Regions from separate parts of the Homo sapiens genome. Here region 1 is linked to region 2. A link is an interaction called in ENCODE POLR2A ChIA-PET data of the cell type or tissue named here. Cell type or tissue: IMR-90. All regions are shown on one strand. Each heading gives the region's core, and the rest is flanking DNA. Links, peaks and the distances in the headings are about the cores only. Region 1 overlaps CASS4 (Cas scaffold protein family member 4). Region 2 overlaps AURKA (aurora kinase A).

What was found. ChIA-PET counts read pairs that join two places held together with the same protein. Peaks named below come from ENCODE experiments on the same cell type or tissue, not always from the same donor. Only the 100,000 strongest peaks of a DNase experiment are listed, where the experiment ranks them.
Region 1: POLR2A ChIA-PET joins it to region 2 with 13 read pairs; 14 of 35 experiments call an interaction of 5 or more read pairs at or near these places.

The regions. Positions count from the first base shown.
Region 1 is chr20:56,434,985-56,445,081 of GRCh38, reverse strand. It overlaps CASS4 (Cas scaffold protein family member 4), which reads right to left. Exons shown (of 6, transcript NM_020356.4): 2 at 7,496-7,918. Among named protein-coding and RNA genes, the nearest start is that of CASS4, 28 kb to the right of the region's middle. In IMR-90, for the core only: no CTCF peak of the experiment used is centred there; DNase peaks (open chromatin) are centred at 1,211, 5,151 and 6,591; H3K27ac peaks cover 7,187 bases.
Region 2 is chr20:56,380,548-56,390,644 of GRCh38, reverse strand. It overlaps AURKA (aurora kinase A), which reads left to right. Exons shown (of 9, transcript NM_198437.3): 2 at 2,443-2,489; 3 at 4,112-4,388; 4 at 6,321-6,375; 5 at 7,469-7,660; 6 at 9,074-9,212. The coding sequence starts at 2,448. Among named protein-coding and RNA genes, the nearest start is that of AURKA, 6.6 kb to the left of the region's middle. RefSeq lists an enhancer at 3,360-4,559. In IMR-90, for the core only: no CTCF peak of the experiment used is centred there; no DNase peak of the experiment used is centred there.

The DNA.
Region 1 (10,097 bases), core at 1,132-9,131, 54 kb before region 2:
CTGGAGTGCAATGGCGCGATCTCGGCTCACTGCAAACTCCGCCTCCTGGATTCAAGCGATTCTCCTGCCTCAGCCTCCTGAGTAGCTGGGACTACAGGCACATGCCTCCATGCCAGGCTAATTTTGTGTTTTCAGTAGAGACAGGGTTTCACCATATTGGTCGGGCTGGTCTTGAACTCCCGACCTTAGGTGATCTGCCCACATTGGCCTCCCAAAGTGCTGGGATTACAGGCGTGAGCCACCGCGCCTGGCCCCGATTTATATTTTATTGAGAGCACCTGGCCAGTTATTGCTCAAGGCACTTTGGGAAACATGGTCTCAGCCATGGAACCTGGGTCTGTGAATGGGAACTTCAGATTCAAGTTAATCCTCCAGAGCTCAATGATGTTGGCTCAATGGTGGGTACCACACTGGGTGCCACAGAGCAGCTTCCAAACCCAGCCAGGGATCCGAGTCCCCTGGGGAACTTTAAAATAATACAGCTGCCAAGTCTCCCACCCAGACCTCCTGAACTAGAACGTCTCTAGGAGGGGACTAGGAATGCGCACATTTTTCTAGAGTAGAAGATGCTGTCTACCACGGGCTTAAAGTCTAAGAGGGAAATGAGGTCTGAATATAGGCTGGGCACAGGCTGGTAAGCAAGACAGGGCCTGGAGGAGAGGACAGGGTGAAGCTCCGGAGTCCAGGACAGGGGGAGTGTACTTCCCACTGGCGTCCCAAGGAGCTGTTGCTCAGTAGGGGGCTTTCCAAGTTGGCTCAGGGGATGTTAGGGTTTCAATATGCAGAGCTGAGGGAGGGGAACGCAGGCAGAGGAGCAGTTTCTGAGGACTGGGTCAGGGTCCCTCTATTCATCATGGTGTCCCCGGGATGCAGCACTGGGAATGTACATGCTAGATTTATCTGTTTGTTTTTGGTGAGTGGATGTGTACGGCTTGGATGGTAAACATTAGCACACAGTGTAAAAATCCACCCCGCCATTCATCTGGCTAGACTCACGGATGCAGACAAAGCAGCCGCAATGCGAACAGGATGAACATTTCTTCCAAGGACACGCTGCAGCTGTCACATGTCAAAACAGCCCCCTTCGTTGAGTGACGACTGCTTTCTTACTCCCTGAGAAACTTGGTTCCCTGAAATCCTAGGCTCTCGAAGCCCAGCTTTCCAAAGCGCTCTCAGTAAGAATGAAGCATCCCACTCTCGCCTGGGGGATCTGAGTCATTGACAGAGAAGCAGCCTTGATTCCCAGGCCCTCATGTAGCGCTTCAGACAAGGGGTTTCCGGGTCCAGGACTCCCCCTCTATCTCCGCTTCGTGGTTCCCAAGGGGAGAGCGGCCCTCGTCCAGCCTGCACGCTGCCGTGTTGTGCACAGAGCCTATCAAGACACAGCTTCGCTTAGACTTCACCTAAACCCCGCCTTTCCCCATCCCATCACGATGCTACCTTTTCCTGTTTGTGAGCTGCCTCATGGTTCCTCTGCTCTGTGATCTCCCTCTTTACACTCAGTAAACCTGACTTTGTTCCTGATGGTCTCAGGCTGATTGGTCTAGGTGGACAAGCCCATCAGTGGTTTCCCATTGCATTTTGAATGAAATCCAAGCTTCTTTTTTTTTTTGGAGACGGAGTCTCGCTCTGTCACCCAGGCTAGAGTGCAGTGGTGCCATTTCGGCTTACTGCAACCTCCACCTCCCGGGTTCAAGCGATTCTCCTGCCTCAGCCTCCCGAGTAGCTGGGATTACAGGTGCCCGCCACCACACCCCGCTACTTTTTTGTATTTTTAGTACCACGTTGGCCAGGCTGGTTTTGAACTCCTGACCTCAAGTGATCCACCTGCCTCAGCCTCCCAAAGTGGAAGGATTACAGGCGTGAGCCACCGCGCCAGGCCAGAAATCCAAGCTGCTTACCCGGTCTGACAAGCTATGCACCCGCCACACCCAGGGACCTTGAGTGAGTGTCCCGGACCACTGGCTGTACCGCCAGTGGTACCTCCCAGAAACACACCAAGCTTTCTCCCCCCGCAGACCCTTTCCAAATGCTGTCCCAAGGCCCATTCCTCCCCATGACTTCAGGCCCATTTTATTTTGATGGCTGACTGTGGGATCCCCTTTGCCTATAAGGGCACCTCCACAGAGCAAAGGGACTTTCCTGTGTATGACATTTCAGATGGAAGGAAGCCAGCTCAAAAATGCCCAGTGCTTCTTGGAAAACGTAGGCCCAGTATGGCAATCAGTTAAGGAACATGTTTGAGAAACACAGTTTCGAAAGGTTTAGGGAGACAGAAGGAAACTCCAGTTCAGGAACTAGTGGATCCAAAAGCAGTTTCACCAGGAAATCTGACCCTTTTCTCTTGAAATACAAGAGTCCCTTCTGAATTTAAACTGAAATCAAATATGCTCTTGATGTGGTGGGTTTTTTTTTTAAATTAGGCCAGCACATTATATTAAGGAAGTTGGGATAAAAAGTAAAACAAAGCTCAAGATAGTGGTTACCCTAGTGGGGAAGTGACAGAGAGAAGGCACTGGAGGCTTCTGGGGTGGTAGTTTTGTTGTTTCGTGGTCTGGATATAAGTTACAGAGCTGTAACGTAGCATCTGTAGGTGAAATTTCAGTAAAGTGTTCATCAGAAAGAATAGCGTCAGCCACAGAGTCAGGTGAAAGAAGATCAAGGAATAAGGGCTGTGTTTTGGGGGGTGATGGAAGTCGTACTTCATCAGCTGTGTGGCTGCACGAGCAGTTTCACCTCCCTGGGAATTAATGTCCTCATCTGTAAAATGAAGAGTTGTTCTAATCTAAAGATATGCAGAGATCGCACCCAGCTATAGAGATGTCTGATTCTGACACATAGACGCCTCTCTTAGGACAACTTGAGAAAAATGACATGTTTCCACCTTCTCGGATGTTAATTTGGGGCCACTCTTAGTCTGCAGACTGTCAACACAGATATAGAAAGGAGTCCGTGAAGTGCCTCACAAAGGCTGTGTTCCAAGCCTGTGAATTTGCCATGGGAAAACAGTTCAAAACCCGTGGCTCAGAGTTGCCCCGTCTACCAACAGCCGCTTCCATTTGGAATGTATTTTCTGGGCGGGTTTAGCCTCAGGGTTAATGGCTAGATGACATGAGCAGGGAGGAGACGCCTGCCTTTTCTGTGGATCAGAAAATGTGTAACTGATTGTTAACTGGTCTTCAAGTTCTTCTAGCTCCTTCCTTCTCAGAGTAGAGGAAGAAGAAAGTATTTAGAAAAACCAAAAGGTACATCTGAAGGTGACTTTAGAAAAGATGGGGTCCAACCTTCTCCCTATACAGAGGAGGAAGGAGAAACACAAAGGGTGTTGGGAGGTCCCCAATCACCCAGTGCAACATTGGCTGCCCCAGAAGCCAAATGAGATGGCACTCCTGAGTTGTAAGCCACAGACCACATCTCTTGCTAAGAGACTCCAAGCACAGAGAAGGCAAGAAATTAAAAATTATTATTATTTTTTTGAGACGGAGTTTTCCTCTTGTCACCCAAGCTGGAGTGCAGTGGCGTGATCTCGGCTCACTGCAACTTCCACTTCCCGGGTTCAAGCGATTCTCCTGCCTCAGCCTTCTGAGTAGTTGGGACTACAGATGCATACCACCACACATGGCTAATTTTTGTGTTTTTAGTAGAGACAGGGTTTCACTATGTTGGCCAGGCTGGTCTCAAACTCCTGACCTCAGGTGATCCACCCGCCTTGGCCTCCCAAATTGCTGGGATTACAGGTGTGAGCCACCGCACCCAGCCAATAAATTAAAACAATGTTTAAGTAAATAGGCTGGGCACAGTAGCTCACGCCTGTAATCCCAGCACTTTGGGAGGCTGAGGTGGGCAGATCACCTGAGGTCAGGAGTTCGAGACCAGCCTGGCCAACATGGCGAAACCCTGTCACTACTAAAAAATACAAAAAAAATTTAGCCAGGCGTGGTGGTGGGAGCCTGTGTTCCCAGCTACTTGGGAGGCTGAGGCAGGAGAATCTCTTGAACCCAGGAGGCAGAGGTTGCAGTGAGCCGAGATCACGCCACTGCACTCCAGCCTGGGTGACAGAGCGAGATTCTGCCTCCAAAAAAAAAAAAAAAAATTTTTTTTTTTAAGTAAATAAATAGGAAGGGAGGGAAGGAAGGGAGCAAACTTGTAGGTAGGGCAGACATGGAGGGAACTTAAGGAAGGAAAACAAGGCAGGAAATTCCCCTGGGGGGTTTTACTGTGGCCACCTCAAGAACTCTGCTCAGTGGTTAAAGGGACCCCCCCTGAATTTCCTTGCGGTTTCTGTTGTTTGCCACAGCCTGCACAAGCAAGGCCTCAAATGGTTGATGCACTTAACATCAAGGACAAATCTCATTGCTAATGCCCTGATCATTTTTCAAAGTTAAGTTTCAATAGTAAACTCATCTTTCCTTTCACACGGATGTCAGTCTAGCAGTTGATAGTGGACTCCATGTTTTTGAAACCTTGTGTTGTGTTTGGTCAATTTCATTCATGCAACAGGTATTTACTAAGTACCTTGTAGGAGCCTGTCATTGTATTGAGTGGCATGAGCAGGGAGGAGGTGCCAGCCTTGCCAGCCTTTTCTGTGGATCAGAAAACTTAACTGATTGTGAAGTGGTCTTCGAGGGTCCTCTGGTCAACCAACAGAGGACAGCGCATCTGTTTTCCTTTCAGGGAGAGGAAGGAATTGCTATTGATTTTTTGTTTTTTCTTTTCATGGCTTTGGAAGAAATTCAAGTTAACTTCAGTTAATGTCACTTGTTGTTCTTAGAAGAAACCTCAGCAAAGCTCTGCTCCGAGTCAGCTGCTCAGACAGCAGCTGAGCATGCCAGGCCTAGATCGGGGCCAGTTGTTCCAGAAAAGAGAGTTAGTGTCCACCTCATTGACTGCTTCAGAAGGCGCCACCAGCTTCCTCCTGGTGTTTGTAGCGAGTGCCTGTGCTGGCAGCTGTTCTATGTAACAACTGTCTGGTTCTATGTCTTGTAGCCCAGGGAGTTAGAAAATGTAAAGTATTCAAAATCTTCTAAGGAATCAACACTTTCCTGTTTGAAGACAACCTTGGAAGCTGGTGTGGAGAAGGCCTGAATGGTGAGTAGCACATTCCTGGGGCCCCCACAGCACATGCCTCAGGGAGCTTGGCCTTTCCCTGCACACAGACCTTGCCAAGACCCTCTGCCAGAGCTGTGGCCGGGTGGGATGTGTCATGGGAGCTGAAAGCAAAGCATCTGATGGCAGGAAATGCCTGCAGTGACTGAGGCCTGTGCACATCTGCTCTACATCTCAACACCTCATGAAGGCCAGGGCTTTGAGGGAAATAGCGCATTCTTTTTCTCCTTCCTTACTTTAATTCTTTTCCTTATTAAAAAAAGTTTTCATTCTGCATTTGTTTTATTATTTTTTAAGACAGGGTCCCGGTCAGTCACCCAGGCTGGAGTGCAGGGGCGCCGTAGTAATAATAGCTCTCTGCAGCTTCAATCTCCTGGGCTCAAAGGGTCCTCCTTCCACAGCCTCCTGAGTAGCTGGGACTATAGGTGCCTGCCACCACGCCTGCCTAATTATTTTTTATTATTATTAGTAAAGATGAGGTCTCACTATGTTGCCCAGGCTAGTCTCAAACTCCTGGGCTCAAGCAATCCTCCTGCCTTGGCCTCCCAAACTGCTGGGATTACAGGAATGAGCCACCAAGCCTAGCCCATTCTACATTTAATGAATGCTCTTTTTCCTCTGTTTTTAAAAATTGATACTTTAGGCCAGGCATGGTGGCTCACACCTGTAATCCCAGCACTTTGGGAGGCTGAAGCAGGAGGATTGCTGGAGGCCATGAGTTTGAGGCTGCAGTGAACAGTGATTGCACCACTGCATTCCAGCCTGGGAGACAGAGCGAGACCCAGTCTCAAAAAAACAAAATAATTGATATTTTAAAAAGTTACAGATGTCATACATGTTCAATATGACATAAAAATCAACTTCCTAATTTGTTTGTTTGTCAGATATGTATTGAGCACCTACCCCAGGCCAGGCCTGGTCCCACGTGCTGAGGACACAGGAATGAATAAAATAAAGGCCCCAGCTTACTGCTCCCTTTCTCTTTAACCAGTTCCCCTTCCTTGGGGTAACTATGCCTGGAGCATGTTCTTCTCAGTCTCAGTGTGAGAGCACACATGCACATACACACTCACATACAGAATTCCTTTTTAGAGTTTTTTGTTTGTTTGTTTATTTTTGAGATGGAGTTTCACTCTTGGCGTCCAGGCTGGGGAGCAATGGTGCGATCTCAGCTCACTGCAACCTTCCCCTCCCAGGTTCAAGTGATTCTCCTGCCTCAGTCTCCCGAGTAGCTGGAATTACAGGTGCCTGCCACCATGCCCAGCTAATTTTTTGTATTTTAATAGAGACGGAGTTTCACTATGTTGGCCAGGCTGGTCTCGAACTCCTGACCTTGTGATCTGCCCGCCTCCGCCTCCCAAAGTGCTGGGATTACAGGAATGAGCCATTGCGCCCTGCCTCTTTTTTGAGTTTATATCTGTTTGGTTTTTGTTTAAATAGATCTTTCTTCCCTCTTATAAATGCCTCATTCTTTTTTTAAACAACTGCACAGCAGCTTGTTGTGGTGATATGCCAAGATATGTATAACCAATCCACTGTTAATAAACATTTAGGCCTCTTTGAGTTTTCTATGCCATAATGGCTACAGCCTCCTCATCCAGACATATATTTGCCTGCTTGTATATTTCCATAGCAGTTCTAGAAATAAAATTTCTGCATTGAAGGGGATATACTTTTTTTTTTTTTTGAAAACAGGTTCTCACTGCCACCGAGGCTGGAGTGCAGTGGCACAATCATAGGTCACTGCAGCCTCGACTTCCTGGGCTCAACCGATCCTCCTGCCTCAGCCTCCCACTAAGTAGTTGGGACTACACATGTGTGCTACTATGCTGGCTAATTTTTAAATTTTGGTAGAGACAGGGTCTCACTATGTTGCCCAGGCTGGTCCCGAACTCTGAGTTCAAATGATCCTCCTGTCTCGTCCCCCCAGAGTACTGGGAATATAGATAGGTGTAAGCCACCATGCCCAGCCTGGAATATACATTTTAAATGCGATGTGTAACTTCTTGCCTCTGAACCCATGGAAACCCCACCCTCCCATTTGTCACTGGCAGTCCTGGTGATCCTTCATCCTGTGAAAAGGGTGCCACGAACATCCTCAGTGCCTTCCCACACAGCTCAGCTAAGCATTCCATTTCCCACAGAGTGTGCCCAGCCTTGGAGAGCTGGGGAATCACAGTGGCGCCAAGGGTGTCAACGACAAGGGGGTGGAGGCCGCTGAGTTCTCCATCCCAACCTGGCACACAAGCTCCCCGAGCGTGATTGCCAGCAATCTGGGCTCCCGTTTTGCGTGTTTGATCTGAAGGACACCCATGCCTCAAGAGGTAGTTAGGCCTCTGGGTGTTTCCATACCCCTCAACCCATGTCTAGTAGGTGGAAGTATGCGTACCTGTTTTGGAAAGCTGAGAGTCTTTTCACAGATGATTCTGGCACTGGTGGGAGGGTCGGGGAATTCATAGACTTGGGCAGTAGGGGGCTGGGGCCCCTCCGCCCAACTCCTCATCTGCTCATAAACGGGGCCTGGAGTGGGAGGGCGGGGTAGAGTGGGCACCTGATAGGTCTCCTCTGAGCTGGCAGGAGCTTCTTCCAGGCCTCTCAGGAATGGGGGGCACGGCCTGTCTGCAGCGACCTCCGTGAGGATTTGGAGGCGGTTGGCAGGGGCCAGGCCTTGCCTCCCATGGAGCAAACACTTCCACCAACCCTCGCTTTCTGGCACGTGTTGCTCCAGAATGGTCAGGATGTCCCCTCTGCTGAAAGCCAGCTCGTCAGAGCAGTCAGGGCAGTTGTCATAAAGTGCCCTGGCCAGGAGTGCCTGTGGGTGGAGAGGGGAGAAGAGAATTTGCAGTTAGCACCGTGGCCAGTGACTGCTACTCCAATCCCACTCTCTTAGAAAGCTTCATACAAATTCATCATGCCCTTTCATTTCATTTCTTCCACCCCAGAGGCTCTTGTCCCTGCTCTTTGATTTGTTCCTTCACATCCTTGGGGTCTAAGTGAAATGTCACATCCTCAGGGCAGACTTACCTGTATCCTGAGACGAGGTCGGATGGTCCTAATATGCTTTCATGGCCCTGTTTGTTTTTGGTTTTGAGACAGGGTCTCACTCTGTTGCCCAGGCTGGAGTGCAGCGGTGAAATCTTGGCTCACTGCAGCCTCGACCTCCCGGGCTCAGGCAGTCCTCCCACCCCAGCCTCCCAAGTAGCTGGGACTACACATGCGTGCCGCCACCCCGGGCTAAATTTTGTATTTTTGTAGAGAAGGGGTTTTGCCATTGCCCAGGCTGGTTTCCAACTCCTGGGTCATGGCCCTGTTTTAATTTGTGGAAATTATGACCCTTGTAGTTATGTAGTTCAGTGCAGCATAGCGCACATAGTGGGGTAGAAATTCGTACCTGTGTACCTTTAAGCAAATTAGCTACCCTATTAGAGCCTCAGTTTCCTCATCTGTAAAATGGTAATAATAGTAATACCTACCTCATGGGGTTATTGTGAGAATTAAATGGGTTGAGATATTTATATATATGTATATATACACACACACACTATATATGACGGGTTGATATATATATGTACCCAACATATATCCTATATATATATATATACATATATATATATACACACACACACACACACACACACATATATATAGCAATCCATTATATATTGTGTATACATATGGGTATCTCTCTCTCTGTCATGTACAGGTGCCTGACATTTAGTAAGTACTTGGTACAGGCAGCTGTGACTGTTATTACTATTAGATTGCTTTTTGTCTGGTTTTTGCTATTTTCCTTCTGAATTGGATTGGCAGTTCTGTGACTGCTGGGCCCACACCTCACTTGGCTATTCTGTCCCCAGTGTCAGGCCCAGACCCAGGTACATAGAGTATGCTCAGTAAATGTTCATTAATAAGTGAATGACAAGAGGCTGGGCGCAGTGTTTCACGCCTGTAATCCCAGCACTTTGGGGGGCCGAGGAGGGCAGATCACTTGAGGCCGGGAGTTCAAGACCAGCCTGGCCAACATGGTGAAACCCTGTCTCTAATAAAAATAAAAAAAATTAGCTGGGCAGAGTAGCGCATGCCTGTAGTCCCAGCTACTCGGGAGACTGAGTCAGGAAAGTCGCTTGAACCCTGGAGGCGGAGGTTGCAATGAGCCGAGATCATGCCACTGCACTCCAGCCTGGGCAACAGAGGGAGACTCTGTCTCAAAAACAAAACAAAAGAAAAAAGAAAAACTAGTGAATGACAAAAGACTTAGGGGGTTAGTGACTTGCCTGCGGTCACAAAGCCAGGATCAAACCCAGTCTCCTAATTCTCCAACCCATGCTCTTTCAGTTAGCCACACAGTTCTAAAAAAAGTCGCCTTGTTACCACGGCAGTGATGGCCGAGCCCCCTTCTTATTTGAACTTTCCACTGTAATTACATGAAGGCAACTTGTTTCTTTAGGTTTTAAAGTAATCACCTTTCCCAATCTTTTTATATCAATACATGTTCATTACAGAAAAAGAGAGAAATAAAAGAAGGAAGTGAAAATTACCCATAATCCCACCACTAAAAGATACCAATTCACACCATTTTTGGTATTTATCCTTCCAGTTGTTTTTTATTTTTCTAAATAAATTTAATTACACCTTTTAAACTCATTAACCTTTGTTCATACTTTCATAAATAAAGCAAAAGTGACCAACTCTTCCATTATGTTTGTTGAAAATTATTGTGCTTCTTGCCTAATATCTCTATTCTGTTACAAAAATGGAATTGGAAGACCAATGCTGAAAAATACCATCTTAACCAGACAAGCAGGTCTGTGTGGATTAGGGGAAACACTACTACAAGTCTATCTAAAAAGCGTAAGAAGAATCAGATCCTTCACGCACCCAGAAAGACATTGAACATCCCCCACAAAATCTAATACAGCTGAGATCCCAGGAGATCATGAACAATTTTTGAAAATAAAACATTTTGTTCTTTCTACAAAAGTAATAAAAGT
Region 2 (10,097 bases), core at 684-8,683:
CCAGAGTGCGGGGATATTTGATAAGAAACTTCAGTGAAGGCCGGGCGCGGTGGCTCATGCCCGTAATCCCAGCATTTTCGGAGGCCGAGGTGGGTGGATCACCTGAGGTCGGGAGTTCCAGACCAGCCCTACCAACATAGAGAAACCCTGTCTCTACTAAAAATACAAAATCAGCTGGGCGTGGTGGTGCATGTCTGTAATCCCAGCTACTCTGGAGGCTGAGGCAGGAGAATTGCTTGAACCCAGGAGGTGGAGGTTGCGGGTGAGCCGAGATTGCGCCATTGCACTCCAGCCTGGGCAACAAGAGCAAACTCTATCTCAAAAAAAAAAAAAAAGAAACCTCAGTGAAATGAAAGACTGAACTACACACCTGGGGGAAAAGCGTAATAAAGGGAGCAAGAAGTGCAAATGCTTATGGCAGGGGACTTATTTGCAGAAAGAAAGCCTTGTGTGGCTGGTACACGGTTGACAAGAAGAGGAGATGAAGTCAGAGAGGTAGTTAGGGTCCATGTTCTGTGAGACTTCAATAGGCCTGTCTATGCAGGTTAGGAGTTTGCATTGTTTTGATTGAGTTGGGAGCCATGGGGGTCTTCTGAACTGAGGATCAACACATCTGATTTGTTAATGAGATTGCCGGCCTCAGTGTTAAGAATGGACCATGACAGGGTAAGGGTGGAAGTGGGGAGGCCATTGGGAGGCTGTTGGAAAAAACTCAAGGGAGAGAGAATAATGGTTTGACCAGGTGGTAGTAGTAGAGGTGGTGAGCAGTGATCTTGAAGGCAGAGCCTACAGAATATGCTGGTGGATTAAATGAAGGGTTTGCGAGAGAGAACCTCGTAAAGGGTTATTATGCCAAGGCTTTTGGCCTGAGCAACTGACAGGATGGGTTTGCCATGCACTGAGATGAGGATGTCTAGAGACTAGATTTGGGGAGGTGAGAGTGGGGAGAGATTAGGACTTCTGTTTGGGACATGTTAGAATGGAGATGCCGCTCAGATAATCAGGTGCAGATGTTGCATAGAAAGTAGAAAATGTAGATCAAGAGTTCAGGGGAGAGGTCTGGGCTGAAGAATGAATATTTGGGAGTCCTCAGCCTGTAGATGGTACTGAAAGCAAAGAGACTGGATGTACTCGGCTAGGGAGTAATTGGAGATGGAGAAGTCATTCTAGGCCTGAGCTCAGGGCACACCCATGAACAGGGAGGTGAGAAGTGGAGAAGGGAAGAGGTTCAGTTTTGGATATGTTAGGATTGAGGTGCCTGGCAGACATTTTTGGGAGATCCTGGGCAAATCCTTGGATATCCAAGTCTGACAGTCCAAGGAGAGACTAGGGCAGAAGACGCACTTTGAGTGGTCCTCATGAAGGCATTTAGAGCTGAGGCACTGGGTGATATGGATCCCTGGTGAAGGTGTAGATGGAGAAGTGGAGGGTCCAGGGACTCGTTCTTGAGTCACCCCAGACCCTTGATCTGGCAAAAATGAGACTGACCCAGCAAGGAGGGAAAGACAGGACGACTAGGTGGTAGATAAACCTGGAAGTGAAGTGAAGAAAAAAGTGTAAGATGTGATCAACCTTGTCAGATTCTGCTGAGGATGCAAGTACGGGGAAGGTGGAATTGACCCTTGGGTTTGGCAGCAGTAGGTGTCAGCCATGAGCCTGACAATGTGGTGGAGACAAAAAAGCCAGGTGGGGATGGGCTCAGGGGAGGGGAGAGGAGCAGTAGAGGTGGCAAGTGTGGACGGTTCTTCTGGAGCTTTGCTGTTGGAGAGGAGGGGGTCATTGTTAGCAACGATAATAGAATAAAGAGGACTTTTATTTTATTTTATTGTTTTGAGACGAAGTCTCGCTCTTTTCCCATAGGCTGGAGTGCAATGGTGTGATCTCAGCTCACTGCAACCTCTGCTTCCTGGGTTTAAGTGATTCTCCTGCCTCAGCCTCCCGAGTAGCTGGGATTACAGGTGACTGCCACCACGCTCAGCTAAGTTTTGTATTTTTAGTAGAGACGGGGTTTCACCATGTTGGCCAGGCTGGTCTCGAACTCTTGACCTCAGGTGATCCGCCCACCTCGGCCTCCCAAAATGCTGGGATTACAGGTGTAAGCCACCATGCCCGGCCTAAAGAGGACTTTTTTAAGGTAGCAGGTATGCCAGTAGGCTGCACAGGGATGGAAGTGATCCATTAGAGGAGAGATGATGGAGCAGCAAGACCATCAGGAGTGAAGACTCCGTGACAGAGGATGGGACGCAGTGCCCAAGGGGAGGTTGGCCTTGCAGGGAAAGCACATGCCTGTCCCTCCCTCATTAGCTTCATTTGGACAAAACATGTAAAATCCGGTGTGTTGTGGAGGCCTTTTGATTGGGGAACTGTAACGCTGCCTATCGAGCAACAGCACTTTAAGCAGGTGGCTTTGTTCAAATTAAAGGTTCTTCTTTTTCTTTTCAGGCATCATGGACCGATCTAAAGAAAACTGCATTTCAGGACCTGTTAAGGTAAATTGAATAATCTGTAATCTCATTCACATTTATAAACCCACATGGAGGTTGGTCTTGTCGGGAATTCTTTCCGCCTTTACTTTGGATTTAAATTTAGATCCCTTACTGTGATCCTGGATATGAATTAGTCACTTTTCTCGTGTTCAGTAACATTTTGCTGCTTCTTAGAGTAGCTTTTTTGTTCTGCTTTGTCTTATAATCGGCTGCTTAAGTTTCTATATCCCTCCACTGTATGCAGGATAATAGTAATAATGCATCTGGCAGGAGTTCAAAACTTTTAAAATTGGCCATAAATATAAAATAATTAGAAAAAGGCTACCTTGAATTACTGTATTTGATTCTAAGTTCCTATGATAACGGCCATTTAAAAAATTGCTCTATATTTAAAATGTTTCTTTTTATTTGTCTTTGTCTGAATGCCTGCTGCGTTGTGGACAGTGTGCTAATTTCAGGAGTAACTGACTTTGTATTTGGAAGTCTTAACACCCTCTCTTTGTAGAGCACTCATACCGTTGAGCTGGGGATGGACTTTGAGGCTTTCATTTCTAGCACTTGTCCCTCACTTACAATGAGCTGTTGAAGCTGAAGGAAATCTCATCCCTCCTACCCCTTTTAGTTTGATTAGCTGAGGGTGTTAGAGTTAACTTAACAATTTAAGGTTGTAATACAGTACTTACAGGCGTATAAATAATACATTTCAAGGCTGGGCGCGGTGGCTCACGCCTGTAATCCCAGCACTTTGGGAGACCAAGGAGAGTGGATCACAAGGTCAGGAGTTCAAGACCGGCCTGGCCAAGATGGTGAAACCCTGTTTCTACTAAAAATACAAAAAATTAGCCAGGCGTGGTGGCAGGCGCCTGTCGTCCCAGCTGCTTGGGAGGCTGAGGCAGAGAATTGCTTGAACCTGGGAGGCAGAGGTTGCAGTGAGCCGAGATCATGCCACTGCACTCCAGTCTGGGTGACAGAGCAAGACTCCATCTCAAAAATAATAATAATAATACATTTTAGTAGTAACTTTGTGAAGTGTCTACATTTGTTTCCTCTTTGTCAGTTTTTTGCTCAATTCCATTTTGTCAATACTTGGAAAATGAAACATTGGTTAATCAATAGTACAGTAATAAGCTTATTGTGGAAAATCTTCGATATATGAAAACTTAGACTCTTCTAAAACTTCATGAAGATAATACCACTGTTGAACGTTTTGACGTATTTTTTTTTGGTCTTTTTCTTAAACGTATATTATCAAAGAAATTTCAATGGAACTGAGATTTTGGCATAAAGTTTTTGTATCATAGCTTTTTGCCAAATAGCAATGTAGTGTCTATTTCCAAATTATTGAGAAATTTTAGAAAGTGTCTCCTTCATTAATGGATATTTGTTAATAAAGCATGATTTTTAGGGGTGAGGAATTGGAGGGGATAGAAGGTATCATTCAGGTATTCTTAGCCACATACTAACTATCCTCTGGAGGTACTGATTAAAATACCTTTTCACCTTCCATCTCTTATCAGTGACATTCATTATTTTGCTATACTAGAGAACAAACTTTGTGAAATTCTCAATATATTCATCTTTTGCTTTCATGAATGCCAGAAAGTTTATTTTCTCTTCCATTCTAGGCTACAGCTCCAGTTGGAGGTCCAAAACGTGTTCTCGTGACTCAGCAATTTCCTTGTCAGAATCCATTACCTGTAAATAGTGGCCAGGCTCAGCGGGTCTTGTGTCCTTCAAATTCTTCCCAGCGCATTCCTTTGCAAGCACAAAAGCTTGTCTCCAGTCACAAGCCGGTTCAGAATCAGAAGCAGAAGCAATTGCAGGCAACCAGTGTACCTCATCCTGTCTCCAGGCCACTGAATAACACCCAAAAGAGCAAGCAGCCCCTGCCATCGGCACCTGGTAAACTAGCTTTTGAGACTCATTGGATAGTCCTTCTTTGTCGTCGTTGCTAAAAAAGCCAGTGTATATACTTGCACTTATTGTTTGGAGCCTTAGCTTTTATATCTGTTGAGGATGGGGAGAAAATATGGTGTCTGGGTTGAAGTAACAGTGTCTGCCCATGGGCCAGACCTATGCTAAAAATACAGACCTGATTCTCACCCTCTTGGAAGAGTTGGGCACCCAGGGAGGACACAGCATAAATTGGTGTCCTTTTGATTGCTTGTTACTGAGTCTGGATGTAGGGTGCTTGCAGTAAGTGACTTGAAGGGACTGAGATCTAAAGTGTGGGGGAAATCCAGAGAAGTGGGTGAACTGAGGCAGGCTGCGGTGAGGTCACCATGGGCATTGCTGGCCATGTTAAGGAATGGGGCCTCATCTCTAGGGCATTTGGAAGCTACTGAAGCTTTTTTGAACTCAGAAGGGAACTCTGCCTTTTAGAAAGTTTACTGTGGAAGGCCAGGCGCAGTGGCTCACGCCTGTAATCCCAGCGCTTTGGGAGACCGAGGCAGGTGGATCACCTGAGGTCAGGAGTTGGAGACCAGTCTGACCAACATGGAGAAACCCTGTCTCTACTAAAAATACAAAATTAGCCAGGCGTGGTGGTGCACGCCTGTAATCCCAGCTACTCAGGAGGCTGAGGCAGGAGAATGGCTTGAACCCAGGAGGTGGAGGTTGTGGTGAGCCGAGATTGTGCCATTGCATTCTAGCCTGGGCAACAAGAGCAAAATTCTATCTCAAAAAAAAAAAAAAAATTTACTGTGGAAGTACTGAATAAATTGGAGTAGAACGCTGGATTTAGGAGTACCAGACAGGAAGGAGGTTGAGGTCAGAGATGGCAATAACCTGCTCTGTGTGGAGCAGAGTGGATGCAATTATTTACCAACTGTTGAGTGCTCATTCCCTGCAGGCTCTGAGATAAGTGCGTGCTTCATCCACGTCATCTCTTTCAATCTTCGTAACCACTTCATGAAGGTAGCCAGTTATTAACTCAGTTTTACAGAGGAGGAAGCTAAGACTCAGAAGCAGTTAACTTATCCAAAGACAAGCCAGGATGGAGAGGTGCACACAAATTTGAGAGCTCATTTACGATGCAGACTCATTAGAACTGGGCAATAAATTGTACCTGAAAGATGAATAAAGAGGAGTTAGGGATGGTGATTAGATTGATATTAATTGAGTGAGTGTCCTGGGGGTTGAGGGGTGCACATGTGACAGGGGCATCTGGAGGAAGAGTTTGGACCAGCATCCAGATATCTGAGCAGAGCATTGTGTGCTGTTCGAGTTTGCTATGTTGGAGACAGACCAGTGGAAATGTTTCATATGTCCTTGTGGCTGATGAAATAGTTACCCCAGTCCTCTGCTGCACAACTGTTCATTGTGCATTTTGCTGAATTGGTGGCTTTTATTTTTATATTTCCCCTTGGCAGCTAATATAAATGGAGGGTGGCTGGCTTATGTTTTGCTACATGTTGGTGATAATTCGTATGTAGGGTATGGACTGTTGGCTGGCCCACCTAGTAAGGGGAAAAAGGTGACGAGTTGGCAGCTCGTCATGCATGGGAAGATTGGTACTTCTGCCACAAAAGCTCTTCTTTGGAAACTGAGGCTTCAGAAGAGCCTGCATAGTCTGCCTTTAATTTATCAGAGAAGGGCCTGTCTATATATACGTCTGCTCATCTTTAGAAATTCTATAAAGGCTTCACATGATGGAAGTCAGGGTGTAGTAGTCCTTTTTTTCTATAAGGAAAACTTTAAAAAAAAAAAACAGATTTATCATTCTTGACATACCATTAATATTTTGGTGACCAATTCTTTGATTCACCTCTATTCACAGCTTAGCTTATCCTATATAGTTATTCTAAAAACAGGTTTTTAACTTATTCCATATAGAAAATAATCCTGAGGAGGAACTGGCATCAAAACAGAAAAATGAAGAATCAAAAAAGTAAGCTTTCTTATTTACAAAGTTCTGTACTGTTCTACTAGAATATATTATTTCGTTGCAAATTTCGTTGTGGGAACTCTGGGGAAAAAAATGAGGCCTTTATTTGCATTTAGAGGATATAAATGTTTCCAGATTTCCAATCTTAAAAAAAATGGAATTTTGTGTAATGAGGTATTTTACTAGGAACTCAAGTGCTTTAAAAAATGGCTTTCAAATTTAGAAAAAGCTTGTATGAATCTTTTATAGAAATGTGTGGAAGTTCCTCTCTGTCCTTAGAAATAACCACTACATATGGTTTATGCGTCTGTACTTTTTTATTGTACAAAAGTGCAAGTTTTTAAAAAATAGAATATGTTGCAGAACTATATACTCATATATGACTGAGGGTTTTGACAGTATTATAGTTTTAGTTCTTTATTGTAAAGGTTGGCTGTAATGTCTTCCCCAGGGCTTTTCTAAAAGCCTCCTCTCAGTCTCTGAACTATCTGGACTCTAGAATGTACCGGGAGGAGCGAGGAATGAACCCACAGACTCTTTTGCTTTTAGCGGTCTAACAGAGGCTAAGAGTCTAAATCCACTGGTTCTCATGCCCCAGCTAGCCTGTGGGCTCCATCCCGCTTCCATTAGTAACAGTGGCTCTGTCTCCACCACCAGAGTGGTTCTCCACCCAGAGAGAATTAGCACCTCTGGGACTGGAGGGAGCAGCTGGGGTTAGTTTGAAACATGCCCCCAGATGGTCTGGAAGCATTCCTCCCTCTCTGGTCACTTATCCTTTTTGTGGTCTTCAGCGTTGTCATGGCCCTGTTCCTCTGAGCATAGTACGGGCTTGGGACATTTCCCATAGAGTGCTTCAGGTCTAAAACCCGAGACTGCTCCTTGTCACTGACTCTCACACCTGACGGCAGCTAGGGACGTCAGGGTTTCATGTCGTGGCAGCTCTTTGATAGTGGTTATTGCCTTGGTTCTTGCTGAGGATGCATATTGAGTGAAGTTGGAATACGAAATTATTTGTAGAATGTGTCTGCTACTCATTGAAAATTTGTTAGAAAAGCTTTGTTTTCTTCACATTCTAAAGTGTTCAAATTCCTCCTAGGAGGCAGTGGGCTTTGGAAGACTTTGAAATTGGTCGCCCTCTGGGTAAAGGAAAGTTTGGTAATGTTTATTTGGCAAGAGAAAAGCAAAGCAAGTTTATTCTGGCTCTTAAAGTGTTATTTAAAGCTCAGCTGGAGAAAGCCGGAGTGGAGCATCAGCTCAGAAGAGAAGTAGAAATACAGTCCCACCTTCGGTGAGTTTTCAGGTTCATGTTCAAAAGAATGTTCACCAATGCTGCACCCCTCCCCCTCCTGTAATGTCAGCCTCCCACTGCCCAGGTCCCTTCACTCCCTCTTACGAGGCACTGCCTTCAAATGCATGGCCCCGTTCCTCACCTCCCCCTCCCCTATGAAAAAGATTAGATAAGCTTCTGTACTGCACTGGGTTATAAGCATTCTCCTGTGATTCTCCCATGCTCTGCATGTTAAAATAAAATTGTATTCCTTTTTTTTTTTTTAAGTATAAATTTATTTTTTAGAGGGCCTGCTTTTCATAGTACCACAAAAAATGATTAAATTTGTCATCTTTCAAAGAGCACTTAAGTGCTCTGATCCTGGAAAAATCACTTGAGGATTTAATGTTTTGTTAATAGAATAGTTTATATGGGCAAGTCTTTCTGGTGGACAGTGAAGGGGAATGGCACCCCTTATTCTGAGGTATGCAGGAATTGCGAGCAGCTACCTGCAGGTTGACTACGGCTGGTGGGTTTTTGTTTTTCCTTTTTTTCTTTCAGTGTTTTTCAAATTTGAATCAGATGCTAATACTTCAAGTCTGGCCACATCAGGCCTGGTGTGTCTCTGCCTGGCAACACCTGGCTGGGGCTGGGAGGGGCAGGCATCTCACATGGGCTGTGCTTCCCATTGCCTGCTTCCCGCTGGCCACAGTCTGCACCTGCCCAGTCTGCTCAGCACCCATCTACTGCCATTACTGATCACTGCTTTTATCTGTCACAGTGTCTGGGTGTCAAACTACTGTGGCAATGCCATGTCCTTTTTTTTTTTCCTTTTTTTTTTTGAGATGGAGTCTCGCTCTGTTGCCCAGACTGGAGTGCAGTGGCGCAATCTCAGCTCACTGCAACCTCTGCCTCCCAGGTTAAAGCGATTCTCCTGCCTCAGCCTCCTGAGTAGCTAGGATTGCAGGCATGCACCAACAAGCCTAGCTAATTTTTGTATTTTTAGTAGAGACGAGGTTTCACCATGTTGGCCAGGCTGGTCTTGAACTCCTGACCTCGCGATCCTCCCGCCTCGGCCTCCCAAAGTGCTGGGATTACAGGCGTGAGCCACTGTGCCCGGCCATGTCCTTTTTTTAATATGTAGATAATTAATATTCAGCTGAATTTTCCTCCTAAGAATAAAGGTGCCTAAAGGAAGGAAATAGTCTTAACTAAACCAGAGGTCCATTAATACTGTGAAGTGCTTTTAAAATGATATGTGGGTGTATGTATTTTTCTTGGAGTGGGTTTATAGTTTCAGATTCTAAAGTGGGGTTTGGAGTGTGGTTTCATGTGAAACACCACTGGTTTTACATGAAGAGTTTGTTTGACATTTTGTACATAGTCTTCTGTGAGCTCCAAACCAAGTGTTAGAATGTTTATCCTTTGTTGCAGGCATCCTAATATTCTTAGACTGTATGGTTATTTCCATGATGCTACCAGAGTCTACCTAATTCTGGAATATGCACCACTTGGAACAGTTTATAGAGAACTTCAGAAACTTTCAAAGTTTGATGAGCAGAGAACTGCTACTGTAAGTGTTCATTTATTGTCCAGGCTAATTGTGTTTCCTTTATACCTGTCCTCCATAGCAATGTACCTTTCATCATAGTAGAGTGGGTTTTGTCTTGACGTAAGGATAGCTTAATATCAAATATTTGAAGTGGAAAAATCAAAATAGCTTAGTTGTACCATATGTACAGATAAAGTCTAGAACCAGGTAGAATGTTGTATCTGCTTTTGTGCCTAGTTTGCACAGCTGTTTTCTATGGAAATGTATATAATGTATATAGATAGTCACCCTCATTTTCTTTAATAGATGTTTTATTTTAGAATAATTTTTATTTTATTTTATTTTTTTTAAAGGGACAGGGTCTTGTTATGTTGCCCAGGCTGGACTCAAGTGATTCTCCACCTCAGCCTCCCGAGTAGCTGGGACTACAGGTGCACACCATTGTACCTGGCTAGGATAGTTTTAGATTTACAGAAATTGTGAAGGCAGTACAGAGAGTTCCCATATACCCCACACTGAATTTCCTACTAATTCTCCTACTAACATCTTGCATTAATATGGCACATTTGTCACATTCAATGAACCAATATTGATATATAACTATTAACTCAAGTCCACATTTTATTCAGATTTTCTTAGTTTTTCTCATGATTAAATTGGGCTTATGGGTTTTTGAGAGGGAGATCAGAGGTAAAGTGCATTCTTATCACATACCAGGGATGTAAACTCTTATGACTTTTAACTGTGGATGTCAGCTTGATCTTCTGACTCAGAGAGTGTTTGTCTGGTTTCTCCACTGTAAAGTTACTATTTTTTCCCCTTTCCGTGCTGTATTTCTTCAAAGGAAGTTACTATGAATAGCCCACACTTAAGGAGTAGAGAGTGGATGGAGTATTGCCATAAATT